Regions from separate parts of the Mus musculus genome. Here region 2 is linked to region 1. Evidence: chromatin loops called from intact Hi-C (ENCODE). Cell type or tissue: heart. All regions are shown on one strand. Links, peaks and the distances in the headings refer to the core of each region. The heading gives the core; the rest is flanking DNA.

Region 1 (8,509 bases), core at 90-8,089:
CACACTCCTGAGCCACAAGGCCTGCCTGGCAATGGGTGCCCATTGCCACGCCAGAGGACATTCAGAAAAGAATAAAGAGTCTCCATGGAACTCTCTTGGTCTCCCTCTTTCCCTTTATGTGCATACGTGTGTGTGTGTGTGTGTGTGTGTGTGTGTGTGTGTGTGTGTGTGTGAGAGAGAGAGAGAGAGAGAGAGAATGCCTCACTGGGGGTGCTGTCCAAGGCTGGATATGTTTTGATTCAGGCTCTATGTAGCATCCTCTATGGAGGATGTGGCTATATGCAGGGAAGCCCAGAGGAAAGTTCCATCTCCTATTAACTCCTATTCAAAAGAAACAGCAGTATGTGGGAGGAAGGAGGCCCTCTCAGCCCTTGGCTTTCACCCACCTTGCCACTGAGGGCTCTTGGGATCTGGGAAGTGAAACCCAGTGAAACCTTAGGAGAGGCAAGGAACACAAAGGTCTCCAAGTGGGTTTGGGGAAGGTTGATAGGGCTCAAATTCATGCCAGAGACCCAAATATGTCTTTCACGTGTGGCCAGTTCTCCCATGGGAGCTGCAGAGGCCTCAGGGCTGGCTGTGTAGCACAAGCACAGAGCCTGTGCCTTAGGTGTACTGCCCCAACAAGGATCTGCATGTGGGGACAGCCCTGGGTGTAGGTGCCACCAGCCACTACTCCTGAAACTTTGGACTTATGGCTACAGCAGCCCAGCCTGCACATCAAACCCAGGGCCTTGTACATGCCAGGCAGACTCTTGTGACAGTGCCTCTATCCTCTGTGAGAATACTTGCTAGTGGATGTGAAGGCCTGCCCAATTATAGCTCTGCATGGTACCATAATTCTTCAAAGGCTCTATCTTGGGGAGGGGAAGCTACCATTCAGCCTGCTAATATGGGAACATCCCAGACAAAGCTGGCTGCAAAAGATGAACAGAGAAGGCAGAACTCATTAAATCAGGTAGTTTCACAACGGCATGTTTATTTAAAAGTGAACTTAGAACTGGAATCCCAGAACTCTGGAGAAGATTCGTTGAGCTGAGACCATCTCAGCAGGTAAAGGAACATGTTGTCAAGCTGAGTTCAAGGAGAGAAACCACTCCTAAGAGTTGTCTTCTGAACACACTCACACATACACACACTGAATGTAAAGGCCCATGCCAGTGAATCCTGGCTGCATGGGTGGTGAGAGGGAATTCTTCAGAAGTACTGAAGTTTGGCCAGGGCCATGTGGGCAGCATTGCCTCCTACAAGAGTGTCAGAGTGATTACAGGTGGTTCTAGTAAAATACCACGACCTTGTCTTTTCCAGGCTGGGTACTAAAGCAAAGACCACCAGGACTCAAAGCATCCCAGGCTGAGAATGGGGGGGGGGGGTGGTCATGTAAGACTGAGGGAGCCCATGGGATACCCAAGATCAGGCTTCAGTTCTGTGAACCTGACCCTTAACTTCCCAGCTGCTGGGGCCCTAATCACCCTGAAAGCCTTTGTTCTAAGATGCTACCCAATCAGGGCACAGTGTCTCGCTACCCACACACTGGCTATACTTCCTATAATAGGCCAGGCACTAGGTGGCCGGGTGGAAAATGGAACTCTGCAGCTGTCTTGAGGCCTTCAAGCACAGGCTACAGGCTGATCTTTAGCTAACCTCATGATATAAATCCTCTGTTACTTCTCCTGGCGTTGATGTCACCGTGAGAAGGGTACAATTACTTAGTTGGGAGGACTGGAGTAGAAAGAAGGGACACACAGAGGTGAAACAAGAAAGCTGCAGATCTGAGATGTGGGCTCAGCACAATCTGACCTGACCCACAGGACCCTAAAAGCTGCCCCGCCCTGGGTGAAGATGAGAGGCAGGGCTTTGTCATACCTGTCACCCTCTGTGGCCTATGCCATCATAATCGGCCCAGCTATATAACTAGGGGCTGTGGGGACTCCCCAAAGCCGGGCCTGCTGGGAGGAGGAGGAGGAGGAAGTCTCTGCCCCGAGTGTGGCCTCCCATGGACACCAAGATGCAGAGCCTTCCCACCACTCATCCCCACCCCCACAGCTCCTCGCGGCCTCAAAGTCACACCAGTAACCAGTGCAATCAGTGCACCTGCAGCCACCACTGCCGGAGCTGCAGCCAGGCAGGCCACGCGGGCTCTAGCTCCAGCCCCAGCCCTGGCCCGCCCATGAAGCACCCCAAGCCATCCGTGCACTCTCGACACTCACCTGCAAGACCCAGCCACCGCGGGAGCTGCCCCAAGAACAGGAAGACCTTTGAAGGGAAAGTGAGCAAGAGAAAGGCCGTCAGGAGGCGGAAACGGACTCACAGAGCTAAGAGGCGTAGCTCAGGTACCTGCAGGGCAAGCGGGGACAAGGGAACACTGCAAGGCTGCCCAGGCGGTCATGGCTTACCTGAGCAACACGCACTCAATTGCTTTCCAGATGGAGTGGAATGGACTGGGGGGAGTGGAGGGGGAGCAGACAGGTATTAAAGGTCCTTTTTCCATTCCTGTCTTTTAGGGCGAAGATACAAGTGACGCACTCCAGGATGTTCCTGTGTCCATTTGATCCCAAAATGAGATAGCCATCACTAGGGGACTGTTGGGATGATGTCACAGGAACATGTCACTGCAGCAATTTCTATGCAACATGGATTAAAGCTTGTACCCTGGAAGACTAGTCTTGAGTCAGCAGCTTTTTAAAAAAAAAAAAAACAAAAACAAAAAAAAAATGTATGTGTACACTGTCGCTGTCTCCAGACACACCAGGAGAGGGCATCAGATTCCATTACAGATGGCTGTGAGCCACCATGTGGTTGCTAGGAATTGAACTCAGGACCTCTGGTAGAGCCGTCAGTGCTTTTAACCGCCCGGCCATCTCTCCAGCCTGAGTCAGCAGTTTTAATTTTTTTAAATAAAGCATTCCTATCCACAAGGGATGCTTGCACGCAAGTGTACACAGCAGACATGACAGCAAGGCAACATTGCTTGGCTAACGGACCAAGTTCAGGGAACTGAACTTCCCAGAGCTTTCCCAGAAGTGGGACAGGCTATCTACCTCACCGCACAATCTCCCAGTCCCTCCCTCTCCCATCTGCGTTGACACTTTCAAAATCACACAGGGGCAGTGGGCAGTACTTCCCAGCAGGACACTGTGAATGCTGGAAAAAGGTGGCTTGCAGGCTAGGCTATGGAACCACGTTTTGCATCCAAGCCTGCAGGACCCTACAATGGCAGCCACTGTACAGTGGGTACTGGGCTCTCTGGACCCCTGGGGGTGGGTCAGGAAGCAGCTATACAGCTCAGCATGTTTCTTTTTCACAACTTTTAGAAACTGAAACCAAGTTGTCCAAAGACAGCTTGACTTGCCCTGTACTTTAGATGGAAGGAAGGCAATCAGATCCCTGGCATATATACTAAAGACTGCATCACTGGAATGTGATGGATGGGAGAGGGCTAGCCAGGGGCAGGGCGAGAGGACACACCCTCTGACTGAGGAGGAGGGGAGATTTCCTGAGAGCAGGCAGAGGTGGAGGCCTGGAGTCCTCTATTTATAGGGTTCTTCTGAAAAGGTCTGCCAAGAGCTTGGCAGGGAGGCAGGCCTGCAGGAGCCAGCCCAGCCTTGTCACCCACCTCAGCACCAATAAGCCTGCCAAGTCCCAAGGGGATACTGTACCCCAAGAGGTTTTCCTCACTTTGCCTGGGCTGGAAGCACAGTTTGGGGATGGAGTTCACCAACCCCAGTACTACTAAAATAGGCTGGTACAAGGCCCTGTGTTTAGTCCCCAGCACTGCAAACAAGCATCCGTGATGCTTGCCAGACCAGAAAGACCTGAAGGCCAGTCTAGGCTGAGACGCGCTAGAGGGAGGCAGTGCTACAAACCCAGCCTTTATCGCCCACCAAGGGTTAGACTGACCATGGCTGCACCACAACCACAGCCACACAAATTCAAGCACCACAAGATAAGTTTGGTTGTGCTTAGGATGAAATATGGCGCTCTGTGCTCTGTCTGGGGAGACCAGGACTTGGCCTCAGAGCTTCAGAGGAGCCGCCTGACAGCTAACAGAGAAACCTGTAGAGGGCAGTGTGCGTCACTGTGAGCACAGGGAAGCCTGCACGCGAACCTCATCCGCCTTCATTCATAAACATCGTCAGCCAGGCACCCACTCCTGGCCTTTCAGGACAAACTGAATCACGAAACCACACAGTGTCCTAATGATAGGTCTGACTGCCTGGATCCTAAGCCAAGGTGTGCTCGGGGCCCCTTGTACAGGCAGATGCTTGCTGGAGTCTTGACCAAAAGTTTGGGGATTACAGCTTTTTTTGGAATCACAGCCCCGCCCGGGGCCTCAGTTTCTCCGGCTGCCCACGTAGTAAGAGTGCAGAGAGTGAGTCCAGGCCCCTGGGAACCCAGCCCAACCCCGCCCGGTTTCCGAGGAACTAGGCCGGGAGCGGGGGCGCCCCTCCCGCACCGCCTTAGGCTTCCTTTGAAGCCTCTGCGGTCAGGCCACCGCTTCCTGGGAAGCCCAAGCCAAGGCCAGGCCGAATGGCCAACGGGAGGGGCCCGCACGCGGCTCTGGAGGAGGGCGGCGGCCCCACAGGTCTCTAGGACTAGCTAGCCGGGTTCCAAGAAGGGTCGAGATTGCCAAGGCCTTCGGGTCCTGGGCAGGAAGGACCCTGGCAGGGAGGAGCTGCTTGGGGAGCACAGGGTCCAGGCGAGGCGGAGCCCTAACCAGAAGAATGCAGACACCCGGAGGGGAGGAGGCGTGTCAGCCCCGCGCTAGCATCCCACACGGCGGGCTGCGATTTGGGGCGAAGGTAGAGCAAAAGAGCGGGCACCAAGTCCTAAGCACCCCAGGCACGGAACACAAGATTCCGGTTGGAGCCGGAACCCCAGAGGTCCCAATGTGGGAAGGTGCGAGGCGAAACCAAGTTAGAGGAACCGTCTCCAGGGAGAGCCTCAGGAGTCTAGAGAGAACCCGAAAGACTTGCCGGAAAGAGAAACCGAAAGCGGGGGTGGGCTGGACCTGTGGGCGGGGCCTGCCTGGTTTAAGAGCCTGATGCAGGGGCGGGCAGCAGCAGAGAGAACTGCGGCCGTGGCAGCGGCACGGCTCCCAGCCCCGGAGCATGCGCGACAGCCGCCCCGGAGCCCCCAGCCGCGGCTCCCCGCGTCCTGCCGCCAGGTGAGCCAAGGCAGCTGCGAGGGAGCAGGCGGGAGGGGATGGGAGGTGATGGGAGCAGAGCCCGGCAGGACTAACCTCGCAGACTGTATGGCAGGGTCGAGGATGCCACGCCTCTGGCGCCCCCCCACCCCCGCCCCGGCTCCCCCAGGAGGCCCCTCGCTCGAGCGGGGCGCCGTCAGCCCCTCCTCTCCGGCCCTGAGCCCTGATCCTCCGCCCGGGTTCCAGTCCCCGGCGTGGCCAGTAGGCGGCAGCCGCGAGGCGACTAGCCACCAGCGGGGACGGCCGGGAGTCGGGCCCCTCTCCACGCCCCCTTCTCCACGCGCGCGGGGAGGCAGGGCTCCACCGCCAGTCTGGAAGGGTTCCGCATACAGGAACGGCCTACTTCGCAGATGAGCCCACCGAGGCTCAAGCTCCGGGCGGATTCTGCGTGCCGCTCTCGCTCCTTGGGGTCTGTTGGCCGGCCTGTGCCACCCGGACGCCCGGCTCACTGCCTCTGTCTCCCCCATCAGCGCAGCCCCGGACGCTATGGCCCACCCCTCCAGCTGGCCCCTCGAGTAGGATGGTAGCACGCAACCAGGTGGCAGCCGACAATGCGATCTCCCCGGCAGCAGAGCCCCGACGGCGGTCAGAGCCCTCCTCGTCCTCGTCTTCGTCCTCGCCAGCGGCCCCCGTGCGTCCCCGGCCCTGCCCGGCGGTCCCAGCCCCAGCCCCTGGCGACACTCACTTCCGCACCTTCCGCTCCCACTCCGATTACCGGCGCATCACGCGGACCAGCGCGCTCCTGGACGCCTGCGGCTTCTATTGGGGACCCCTGAGCGTGCACGGGGCGCACGAGCGGCTGCGTGCCGAGCCCGTGGGCACCTTCTTGGTGCGCGACAGTCGCCAACGGAACTGCTTCTTCGCGCTCAGCGTGAAGATGGCTTCGGGCCCCACGAGCATCCGCGTGCACTTCCAGGCCGGCCGCTTCCACTTGGACGGCAGCCGCGAGACCTTCGACTGCCTTTTCGAGCTGCTGGAGCACTACGTGGCGGCGCCGCGCCGCATGTTGGGGGCCCCGCTGCGCCAGCGCCGCGTGCGGCCGCTGCAGGAGCTGTGTCGCCAGCGCATCGTGGCCGCCGTGGGTCGCGAGAACCTGGCGCGCATCCCTCTTAACCCGGTACTCCGTGACTACCTGAGTTCCTTCCCCTTCCAGATCTGACCGGCTGCCGCTGTGCCGCAGCATTAAGTGGGGGCGCCTTATTATTTCTTATTATTAATTATTATTATTTTTCTGGAACCACGTGGGAGCCCTCCCCGCCTGGGTCGGAGGGAGTGGTTGTGGAGGGTGAGATGCCTCCCACTTCTGGCTGGAGACCTCATCCCACCTCTCAGGGGTGGGGGTGCTCCCCTCCTGGTGCTCCCTCCGGGTCCCCCCTGGTTGTAGCAGCTTGTGTCTGGGGCCAGGACCTGAATTCCACTCCTACCTCTCCATGTTTACATATTCCCAGTATCTTTGCACAAACCAGGGGTCGGGGAGGGTCTCTGGCTTCATTTTTCTGCTGTGCAGAATATCCTATTTTATATTTTTACAGCCAGTTTAGGTAATAAACTTTATTATGAAAGTTTTTTTTTAAAAGAAACAAAGATTCCTAGAGCGTATGCTTTGGCCAAACGTCCTGGGTTGGGAGTGGGGTATACAGACTGACTTTTCTTGAAGTCTTCGGGATGCTGGGGGGAGGGGGGAGGGTCGGACATCATATACATCTCCACCCACAGTGATGGGGACCAAACTTCCAGGCTAGTTGTGGTTTATGACTGGGAAGATGGCCGCTCCTGAGTATCCGTGCCTGGTCTCTGGTATTTCTGTGATGGGATCCTACAGGGACAGCCCCTGACACTGAGTACTGTGTTGCCCCCAGTATACAGAGGAGAAAACTGAGAGACGGGTAATTGACGACAGACCATTCCTGGACTGGAGAGGTGGGCCTTTTAACTGTCCATCCTGCATCAATTTGAAATGGATGACAGAGAGGAAACTTCTTTGCTTCTCTGACCACAACTACTTCCAGGAAGAGGGTGGGGCAGAGAGGCCAGGGCTCCCCGAGTTTTTGGAAGGAGTGGTGGTTCTGCAAGCCATCAAGCATTTCAGAGGGATGATGGGCCATGCTGGCTTGACTTTTCCCTCCTCTCCCCACTCTGCCTTGTGTACTTTTTTGGAGCCAGAAAGCTGCTTTGTGGTCTGTGGTGGCAGGGGCCTGGGTGCTGCTGGTGGCTTGGGCAATTCCCTTTGCCTCTGGGCCTCTGAAGCAATGGTGCTGTTAGGAGCCCAGCTGGAAGGGCTGTTCCAAGACACAAGCAGGGCACTAGAAAGGACCCAGCACTGGCTCTGAGACAGACGCCTGGAGCTTGCTGGTCATCAGGGGCCCACATCCCACACCATCTTCATGAGTTCTGTGACTCCTGCAGCCTGGGACATGCTTCTAGTGGCTTTCCTAATGCTTAATGATCACGTTCAGAGGAAGTGGCTGCTCTGGGCACACTGACACTGTCTGGGCTTTCTCTGGAGCGTTAGAATGGCTGTGGTTCTCCATCCCAGCATGGCCAGTCCTTCAGGGAGGTGAGGAGAGAGCATGGAGGACCAAACCTGCTGTGTGAATGAATAAGGTTCTCCCCATGCTGCTTTTCAGTCTAGCAGGGCGAAGGGCAGAGACCTGGTGAGTACTGTGGTACCATGCAGATCCCCACAGCAAGAGCTTGGGGGTGGAGGGAGGAGGCAGCTAGCTGGGAAACCCCTGCTTGACACCTGGACCCGCCAGGGAGTTAAGCCCCTGCCTTTGGGGAACAGGCTGGCCAGAAGGCAAAGAAAAGCTCTTGGGGTGAGGCCTCACCGTTGCCTGGCTTGTACTGGTACTCACCAGTTCCAGGTCACCTTTAAAACAGTTGCCCTTCACCTGGGCTTCTGGTTGGCCCTGTGGCACTGCTGGCATCCCTGTTTCACAGGCTGGAACCAGGCCCTCCTTCAGACATGGTGAATAGAGAAGCTGTTCTTCAGCATGCCAGGGGGATTTCCTATCTGAAGTTGACAGGTCCTGTTACTCACACATCTAAATCACAGATCCGCTGTTCTGTAAAAGCCTGAGGTAGAACAGCTAGGAATAAAGGCTCCCGTCACACTCCCTGGAGCTGGCCCCTTCTTCCCTTTGTGAGTCATTAAAAAAAAAAAAAAAAAAAAATCCATCCTGACATATGGAAGGTGACCTAAAAGCCCCTGGGAGCTACACTTCAGTGTCTGTGTGTCTGTGGCCCTGTGGCTTCCCGGGGGTACAGATTCTCTATCTGGCCTCAAACCTCAGCCTCATGATTCAG
Region 2 (8,509 bases), core at 228-8,227, 80 kb before region 1:
TCCTCCTAGTTGTACAAGGTTGTCAAGGGGCCCTGCTGAGCCATCTGGAGTTAAGCTGTTGGCCAAGAGCCCAGAGCCCTTGAGTGAACAATGCCCAGAACACCAGAGTGGACCCCTCAGGACAGCCCACACATCCTCCAGAGGACTTTTTCTCTATCTCTCACCTGTCCCTCTATCCTGCAGTCTAGAATGACAGCAATCAGCTCCCAGGTGCAGGCCCAGCTGGAAAAGAAGCTCCGCCACCAAGAAGACTATGTGAGAGGCATTCAGAACCTGGTGGGTAGCCAGGCCCTGCTAAGGGAGCATGAGGGGCTCTGGCCTGGCCTGTGGCCTGCAGCTCTCCAGCCCAGGCACCAGAGGCTGCAAAGTGCTGTCTCTGTAGTCTCCCACTGATCTTGCCTCAGTTTCCCTGCCTAGGTATAGCCAGTGGGCACTCTGGACAGTGTGACAGAGGGTCTGTTGCTACTGACTTGGGTGGGGCTAGGCGCTGTCCCGGCAGGTGACCACCCTGTGGGGCAGAGGCCAGGCCAGGCCAGGCACGTGCTGACTTGCCACCTCCTTCTCTACCTGGAGCAGCTGCAGCTGAGCTGGACCATGAGTATAGGAGAGGGCACCAGTGCAGTCCCAGTCCCAGCCCCAGCAGCCTTGGGCCTTCAGACTGCATCTCACAGCCCTATCTCACTCAGAAAAGCAGTCTCCTCTCTGTAGATGCCCACAGCTTATTTCTTAGACACTTGTGACCTCTGGCCTTTGGCATGCTTTCTTCATTCTTGTAGGCTCCAAGTTAATACCCACCTATGCCTGCTGTCCAGGCTTCATCCATCCACTGCCTGACTCCACTCACATACACAGCCTTGCTGTGAAGATTCCACGGCTGGCACTGGGTGTCTGTCTGTGGGCTCCAGCAAGGCTTTCAGCCTGGTCAGCAGACAGCCCTGCCCTGAGCAAGCTGAGAACCTAGCCTCCTCACAGCTAAGAACCACTCTTACAGCCCCGGGGATTCTTACTGGCCAGGGTCACACAGATATTCTCATGGCTGTGACTCACAGCAGCACAAGGGTACAGAGTGGGGTTGACAATAGGGAAAGATGCTGGGCTGAAGCTCCAAAACCCTACATGCAGCGCTCCACTGTGTCACACTGAATGCCAGCCACTTCCCCGGGGATTGTTTTGTGATGCCCGTGGGAAGCATCAACTGGAAAAGCCCTAAGGAGACACACAGGGTTCTACCAGGGCTGTCATACCACACAGGTTCCAGCTTAGTGGAGGATGCACATTTGTATAGTAGGGGGTAGCTGGCCCTCCTGTCAATCCCAGGTAACCAGGTCAGCAGTCCTAGTGCCGCTAACTTATTGCTACCCCACTCCTTACTCCAGAGCACAGACTCTGTGTCCTCTAGGGCTCAGATGTTAGGCATGGCTGGCCTTCCTGGCTTGTGCTGTAGGATCACTGAGGTGTCAGGGGAATACCTGTTGCAGAGCCTCCAGCCATGCTGAAGGAGGCCTATCTGGAGGCGATGCCATGGCCTCGGGCTGAGGAGGCCAGGCAGTGGCTACAGGCCTGGCTGTTCAGGTTGTCTGGGAGTCGAGGCTAAGGCCCACCCAGATGAACCCTGGAGCTGGGAAGGGGTGTGTATGATAAGGTGGGGTGGGGCTGAGCTCAGTGAAGGTGCCTCTGACAGCTGTCTCTGCCCTCCCTACTCCCCAAGGTCATCCACCGTACAGTGTCCTGGGCTGAGACTCAGGCCTCCTGGGTCCTGAGCAAACCCTTGCTGAGCACATCCTCTTATGCAGCCGTGTAAGTGTGCTGAGACTTACTCGCGAGTCCTGTGTTCCTGCTACATGACAGGACTGAGTCTGTCTGTACTGTAGGGCAGCATTGCCACACAGGAGGTTCTCATTTGACAGGTGGGAAACTGAGGCTTAGGCTCTGCGCAAGCACTGTTCACATTCTAGTTAGTTTTGCAAAACACTTAGCTATGGGGAAAGGCATCCTTGGCTAGCAGGCTGGATGTGGTCTAATGGGCAGGAGGCCAGTCCCTGACCTATATGTATTAGGTGGCACACTGCTGCAGAAAGACACATGGGTGAGGGTAAAGCTTGGCTGAGAAGCACAAGAGGGCTCCCCTTTTTAAAGTACGGTTCTTTGGGCCTGCACGTATGTGGGCCCGCATGTGTATGCACTCGTATGTGGATGCCTGAAGCTGATAGAGAATAATGGCCTTACTTGTTGAGGCAGGCTCTCTCAATCAATCCCAGAGTTCACTGATAGGGCTAGTCTTGCCAGGCAGCTTGTTCTGGGGATCCATCTGCCTTCTGAGAATGAAATCACAAGTTCTGTCATGCTCGCCTCACATTTATGTGTGGTTCTCAGTATCTGATCTTGTGCTTGCGTGGCAAGTGCCTTAACCACTGAGCCTTCTTGCCAGCCCAGAGGTGGTGAATTTTGAGTATGCAGCTCTGGGTAGGCACACACTGGTGGAGAGCAGGGTTTGGGAGGTTGCAGAGCCGTGGTACCGGTCTGAAAAGTAGTAAGGAAGCCAGCAGGATTTGAGCACGTTCCAGGTGGTTTAAGGCCTTGGCTTCTGCTTGGAGATGGGCGCATACAAGGGGTTTGGCCCAGGGGAAGGTGGATCTCTGTGTATTCCCACTGGCCCCCATGGTGAGGGGCCTGGCTGTTCAGGTTGCCTGGAAGTTGGCAGCTAAGGCCCATCCCAGTGTCCCTGCACAGAGTATAGGGCTGGCTGGGGTTGCTGGAGCAAACTCAGTGTGGAAGGGATGAGAGGCAGTCAGAATCCAGATGTGCTTTTAGGTCAGCCTGGAGAGGATCAGGACTCACCTGGATGGCGGTGGTAAAAGAGGAGTGAGAGGTGATTTCAAAGTATTTGGCCTCAACAGCCGGAAGGACAGAGGCCCCTCTATAGACAAGGGGCAAACCACAGGGGCTTCTGTGCGTGGCTAAACAGTGCAGTGTAAGCAGAACTGTAGCGGCCTGAACCACAGGACTTTTCTCATGCTGTTCTGTGCTGTTAGATGAGAAGGGATTAACCATGGAGACGTGGGCAGCGAAGGCCTCACAGGTAGGAGCCGGCAAGAGCGCCTACAGTTCCCTTCTTGCCCAGCAGGTGGCAGCATGGTGCCTCTTGGGTGTGGGAAACTTGACCCTAACTCTTGGTTGAATTCCTACTCTGCCTCAGTTTCCCCACCTGTAAACTTGGGACATACCTCAAAGGAAAACGAGTGAAGAAACAGCTAGAAACCTAGCAGGGTCTGTGTAGACCGAGGGCTTCAGCAGATGGCACTGAGTGGCCGTTCTCAGTGCCTCACCCCCAGATTTTTCTCACTCTTTCCAACCTCAGGTTCCACAGCCTGAGAAAGTTCTAGAGTCTCTCCCTAGCCTGGAGAAATCTCTGACAATCCCCCTTTGTCTGGGCTCCTGTTCTGGCCCACTCAGCATCATCTTACTGTGCCTGTAAACCTCTGACAGGTACCCTGGCTTGCCTCCCTCAGTGTCTACGCCCATCCCCATTACCCCACTGGCCCCTGGAGCAGGGTGCACAGGCAGCTGTGGCCCTATTGCAGGACTTTGGATTATCTTATAAGGACACTTCTGCAGAGAGAGGGGAGCCCTCTCTAGGGGGACAGCATCTGTGATTCCTTTCCAGCCTGTGACATCACTGTCCTTCAGGGAAAGAGAGGCTCAGTGAGCCATCTCGACTTGCTGGGGGACCCATCTCTGTGTCCATCTCCTCTGTGTCCATTTCAGGAACCACTCCGTGACCGTAAGGCTTGCCACTCCTGCCTGTGGGGGATGGGCCCCTGCACGCAGCCCAGGTGGTCAGTTACCTGGTGGAGGAGAAATTCCTGTGGCCACTCCACAGGTTGTATGAGCCTAAAGTGCTAGCCAGGTTCTATGGGTTCCAGCATCGCCTGCTGAGAAGCCTTTTCAAGGGTAAGTCCTGCCCACTTCCCGGTCCTCTGCCTGTGGGATCCTATAGGGCTTCATGACCAGTAGGCACAGGAAAGCCTGTCAGGTCCCGTGGAATCGCAGCCCAGCCCCACAAGTTCCTGGGCTTGGTGAGGTCATCTGGGGCTACTGACCCTGCTAGGATTCTGTCAGGAATATAAAGTCCTGGCTGGCTAAGGAGGCATACACAACATCTGGGGGTTCCTTCTGAGGCCAGCCTTCTCCCAGGGGGCCTTGGTGGAGAAAGAGAGGGCTGAGCTCCAGTTGGAGCTGGAAGGCTGCTAATGGAGCCTTATGGAGGAGGCGGCGGTGTCTGTAGCCTGTGGCCCTGATGTGCCTCTGAGAAGACCCCGGGGAAGCCGCCTCTGGCTCGCGCTGCTATATAATTTCTTCATCCTCAGTTTCCTCCCGTGTGAAGTAGAGGGAATGCCACGGCTGGCTTGTGCAGGCATGCCATCTGAACCCAAGCCCTTGCTACAGAGGAGGCAGAGCTTCAGGCGTGGCATAGGGTGGTTTATGGTGTGCCGACATTCCCGAGCTCAGCGTCTTGGGAGCGCCCCCAGACTTGGAAGCACACTTGTTTCTGGGTTAACACTTAGCGTCGAGCTGGTCTGTCCTCTTCTCAGATTGAGCTGTGGTAGCCAGTGCCAGGTCCATGGTGACCTTTGATGGGCAGATGTGGGACCTGGGTCCCTGCTGTGGCAGCTTCCTGCTAGCCAAGACCTCTCAGTAAATGTCCTCTCTGATGCTGAGCCGCACAAGCTCGGAGTTCACGTCCTTCATGTAGAGCTGAATGAACCACGCAACCCTTGTTCTGTATCCTAAAGCTTACCTGTACCCTAAAGCTTAGTGCATGGGTTGGGGGCTGGGCTGGGGGTGGGGAGGACTCCCCAGAGCCTCTTGTCCACATGTTGCCTAAGGGTTAGTTGCTGGGAGTGATTCCAGACTCACCCGTGTGTGTGGTCCACAGGCTTACAAGATGTATGACACTGCCTGGCCTTGGGGCTGCTGGGGTCTAGAGCCATCTCCTGCTGAGCACTGGGTCCAGGGCTGAGCTGAGCAGCTAGGATGGTGTGTCCATCTCCTGGGATGTGCCAGCAGGCCTCTGCAGTCTGATGCTAGGCCTGTGGCACCATGGTGGGTTGGGGCTTGATGTTCCCCACAAGGGCCTTTTCCAGCTCTGCCGGGGCCAGACTTCAGGGATGAGGTGACACGCCCCTTCTCAGCGGCACTGCAGTTGGCCTCCTGGTGGGGAAGGGCCAGTGGGCAAGAACTGGAGATAATCTCAATGGCTGCCTTTGCTGACTGGACACTTCCCTGCTGGGGTCACCATGACTGCTGGCCTCTTTTCTAGTGTGACACAGCTGCCTCCTTCTCAGTCCTGGTCATTCCTGTCCCATTACAGATGACCCAGTAGAAGCTGGACACTCACCCCTGCTTCCAGGGCCAGCTTCTGGCCCAGGGTTTCTGACCCAGCTTGGCTCTCTTCCCTGGAGACAGTCTGGACAGAGTGAAGTCAGCTCTCATGAGGTCTCCCAACATGCAAGTAGACCACAAGAGGTCTTCTGGAAAGCTTCCTAAGTGGCCCAGTGGGCTGGGACTGTGGGAGAAGGCACTGCAAGGCACAGTCCTCCTTAGATCATCTTTTCCCTCCCCAACTTCTGAGAACTCTGGCGTCCTGGGGAGTCAGGAGGGGGAGCTTTCCCAACAGGTCCCTCTTGCTCTGCAGGAATGTCTGCTGGCCTTCTGGGTACCAACAATAATGAAGACGATGAGCTACTACTGCCAGGTGGCACAGAAGCTGCCAGCCTGGAGGAGCTCACCCAGGCCTGGCAGGCTCAGTGGAGGACAGCTGCACAGGTCCAGGGTAAAGCAGGAACCCTGGCGCTCCACTCAAGGATACAGGCATCTTGCTGAGGCTGCTGCACACCAGGAAGTGTGCCCAAGAGAAACGTGCAGAGGGATGGGTCTTGGGAGTTTCCATCCAGGTGGGTGACACCTGTGGTGCTGGAGAGGGGGTACAGCAGCCATACTCAGGGCATGGGACCACCTGTCAGGCCTTCTCCCAAGAACCCTGGTCCAGCCTGGAGAACTGGCCAGAGGCAACTCAGCAGAGTAACCACAGAATGAAAGAGGCCTGATCTAGGCAATGCCCTTCCAAGGGTACATCAGGCAAGCACCGTGATGGGCTGGCATTGGTTTCAGGTGGATCCTGCCCCAGTCCTCAGACTGTGTGTCCAAGACACCTGTGATCCTAGGGCGCTCCAGTCTGCCTGCCAGCTGGTGGCTGCCTACATCCACCTGTGTGCCCAGGACTCTGTGACCTTGGCCCTCCCTCTTCAGTGTGGGAAGTTCTCATCCTGGTCTAGCCTTGGTCTCCCACCTCAAATGGGAAAGCAGTGCCACTCTCTGAGCTCCTACAGGGATGGCAGGTGCTCAGTTCTGCGGTGCTCAGTCCTGCGGTGCTCAGTCCTGCGGTGCTCAGTTCTGTGGTGAGCACAGAGTCCCAACAAAGCTATGTTCAACATGGTTTTCATGAAAAAAGAGCTAGCCTGGTTGGCAGGGACAGGAGGAAAGCTAATTTGAGGCCAGCCTGGGCTACATAGCAAGATTCTGCCTTAATAAAATCAAATAAGGTTGGAGAGATGGCTCCATAGTTCTCTTACAGAGGAGTTGGGTTCGATTCCCAGCATCCATGTGACAGCTCACTACTGCCAGGAGAATGGGTGGCCTGACCTCTACAGGTCACACACATACACATACATGCAGGCAAACACTCATACATGTAAAATAAAAAGTCATACTGTTTTTTAAAAAGAAAAGGAACCAAACAAAAAAAATAAAGTCAGGAAAGATGCCTTGGCTGATAATGTGCTTGCCTTACAAGCATGAGTTGGATCCCCAGAACCAGGGGGTGGGGGGAACTGGGTAAGGTGGTGTGTGCTTCGGATGCTGTGCTGGGAGGTGGGCGGGTGAATTCCAGGCTTGCTGGCCAGCCAGGCTAGGCCTAACAAGGCTAGTTCTGGGCCACTGAAAGACCCTGTCCCAAAATACAAACCAAACCAAACCAACCAAACAACCAAACAAACAAAACCCAGTGAGTATTTCCTGAGGGTTAAGGGGATAACACCTGAGACTATGGCCACCAAGCCAGGTGTCTCAAGGACCCTAAGGACTCTCTGAGTCTTGTGCACTCAGAACTTGTAACAGTAGGTCTGAGGTGACACCCTATGGCCTGTGAACCTGACAAAGACTTCTTTATCCAACCTACAAGTCACAGCTGCAGTGAAAAGCAGCAAGAAATACCTGAGACCTTCACATCCCAGACTCAGGGGCAGCCTGAGAGCCTTAAAGGCATGAAAGATGACACTCAAAGATGAACAACAAGCCAAAGGAAATGTCTACACGTAGTGCAAGAGTCAGCTGTGTGATGCTCAAGTGAACTGTAAAACAAACAAGAGAAAGTCAGGGAAATGGAAAATGTGATGGGTGTGGAATGAGGACCTACTGTGTGGTCCAGGGTATGGAGGGAAGACATACTGTGTGACCTGGTGTGCTGGACAGAGTAAGAGCTTTGAGCCGAGAGCCCTTAATCATGAAGCATATGGTGTCTCAGATACTCTTACTAGGCCCATAGCATATATGGTCCGAGCACAGCTGCAAAAGAAAGGGGACTGAGAGGCTTGGTCCAGCCCTAGCAAGAGACCCTGTCTCAATAAGAAGATGGGCAGTGCCCAGCAAGAGACCCTGTCTCAATAAGAAGATGGGCAGTGCCCAGGAGCCACAGTGCATGCACCTGTACACAAGCGTTTTCACTCAGTCGGCCCACATCCCACCCTGTGTGGGCTTCAGGGGAGCCAGCTGCCCGGCTTCCACACCTGGTCTGCTCTGGAAGCTGGCTTCTGTCTCACCCCACACTGTGCCTGAACACGGGCGTAGTTTGGATATCTGGTAGGCAGTAGTGGTGGAGCCCCCTGCATAACAGTGGGTAGCTAGAGTAGCAGACGTCAGCACCTCCAGCTTTTCACGGTGAGGACATCTAAGAGAAGAGACCCGAGGGCTCTCAAAAGGCTAAGACAGGAAAGTCCTTCCTTATGCTTAGGAGGTGTGCAGAGACCCTGCAATATTCATGGACATATGTGTGCTCAAAGGAACCAGATCTCCCTGGAAACCAACCTTCAAGAGGCAAAGTCTCTAAGTCTCTTGACAAGGACATTTAAATGCTGTCCTTATATGCACAGTAAGCTGAGCAGTGCTGTCAGAGCCACACAAAATATGGAAATGAAAATGACAGTGACCCAGTGTCTAGAACTAAATGGACAGCAACTGGATGGAGGAGTGGATGGGGCGAGACCTGGGAGGATCTGCTGGAATAATTGATTCTGAGCAGCAAAGCGGAGATGGAAGAGGGCTGGGAGAGAGCTCGGCACACAGGGAGAGGACCAATGGATCCAAGCCAGGCAAGGTGGCTCGGGCATGGAGGAAGTACAGACAGGCAGGGCTGGCTCCCAGGCTAGTCTCAGCTAACCAGTGAGCTCAATAA

What was found. A loop is a pair of places that touch in the nucleus more often than their neighbours do. Peaks named below come from ENCODE experiments on the same cell type or tissue, not always from the same donor. Only the 100,000 strongest peaks of a DNase experiment are listed, where the experiment ranks them.
Region 2: a loop joins it to region 1, with 4 times the contacts of the local background. A loop is called at or near these places in 7 of 42 quality-filtered maps.

What each region holds. Positions count from the first base shown.
Region 1 is chr16:10,782,086-10,790,594 of GRCm38, reverse strand. It overlaps Socs1 (suppressor of cytokine signaling 1), which reads left to right and starts at 5,059. Exons shown (of 2, transcript NM_009896.2): 1 at 5,059-5,164; 2 at 5,674-6,787. The coding sequence starts at 5,724. The coding sequence ends at 6,362. Tnp2 (transition protein 2) reads left to right here and starts at 1,940. Exons shown (of 2, transcript NM_013694.4): 1 at 1,940-2,330; 2 at 2,502-2,660. The coding sequence starts at 1,994. The coding sequence ends at 2,518. Prm3 (protamine 3) reads left to right here. Exons shown (of 1, transcript NM_013638.2): 1 at 1-87. The coding sequence ends at 11. In heart, for the core only: CTCF peaks have their summits at 4,054 (motif pointing right), 5,126, 5,401 (motif pointing right), 6,220 and 1 weaker place; DNase peaks (open chromatin) are centred at 4,074, 4,604, 5,024, 5,454 and 4 weaker places; H3K4me3 peaks cover 4,196 bases; H3K27ac peaks cover 5,007 bases; H3K27me3 peaks cover 2,021 bases.
Region 2 is chr16:10,862,708-10,871,216 of GRCm38, reverse strand. No RefSeq gene overlaps it. Among named protein-coding and RNA genes, the nearest start is that of Rmi2, 32 kb to the right of the region's middle. In heart, for the core only: no CTCF peak of the experiment used is centred there; DNase peaks (open chromatin) are centred at 2,976, 3,516, 4,126 and 5,416; H3K27ac peaks cover 1,009 bases; H3K27me3 peaks cover 1,123 bases.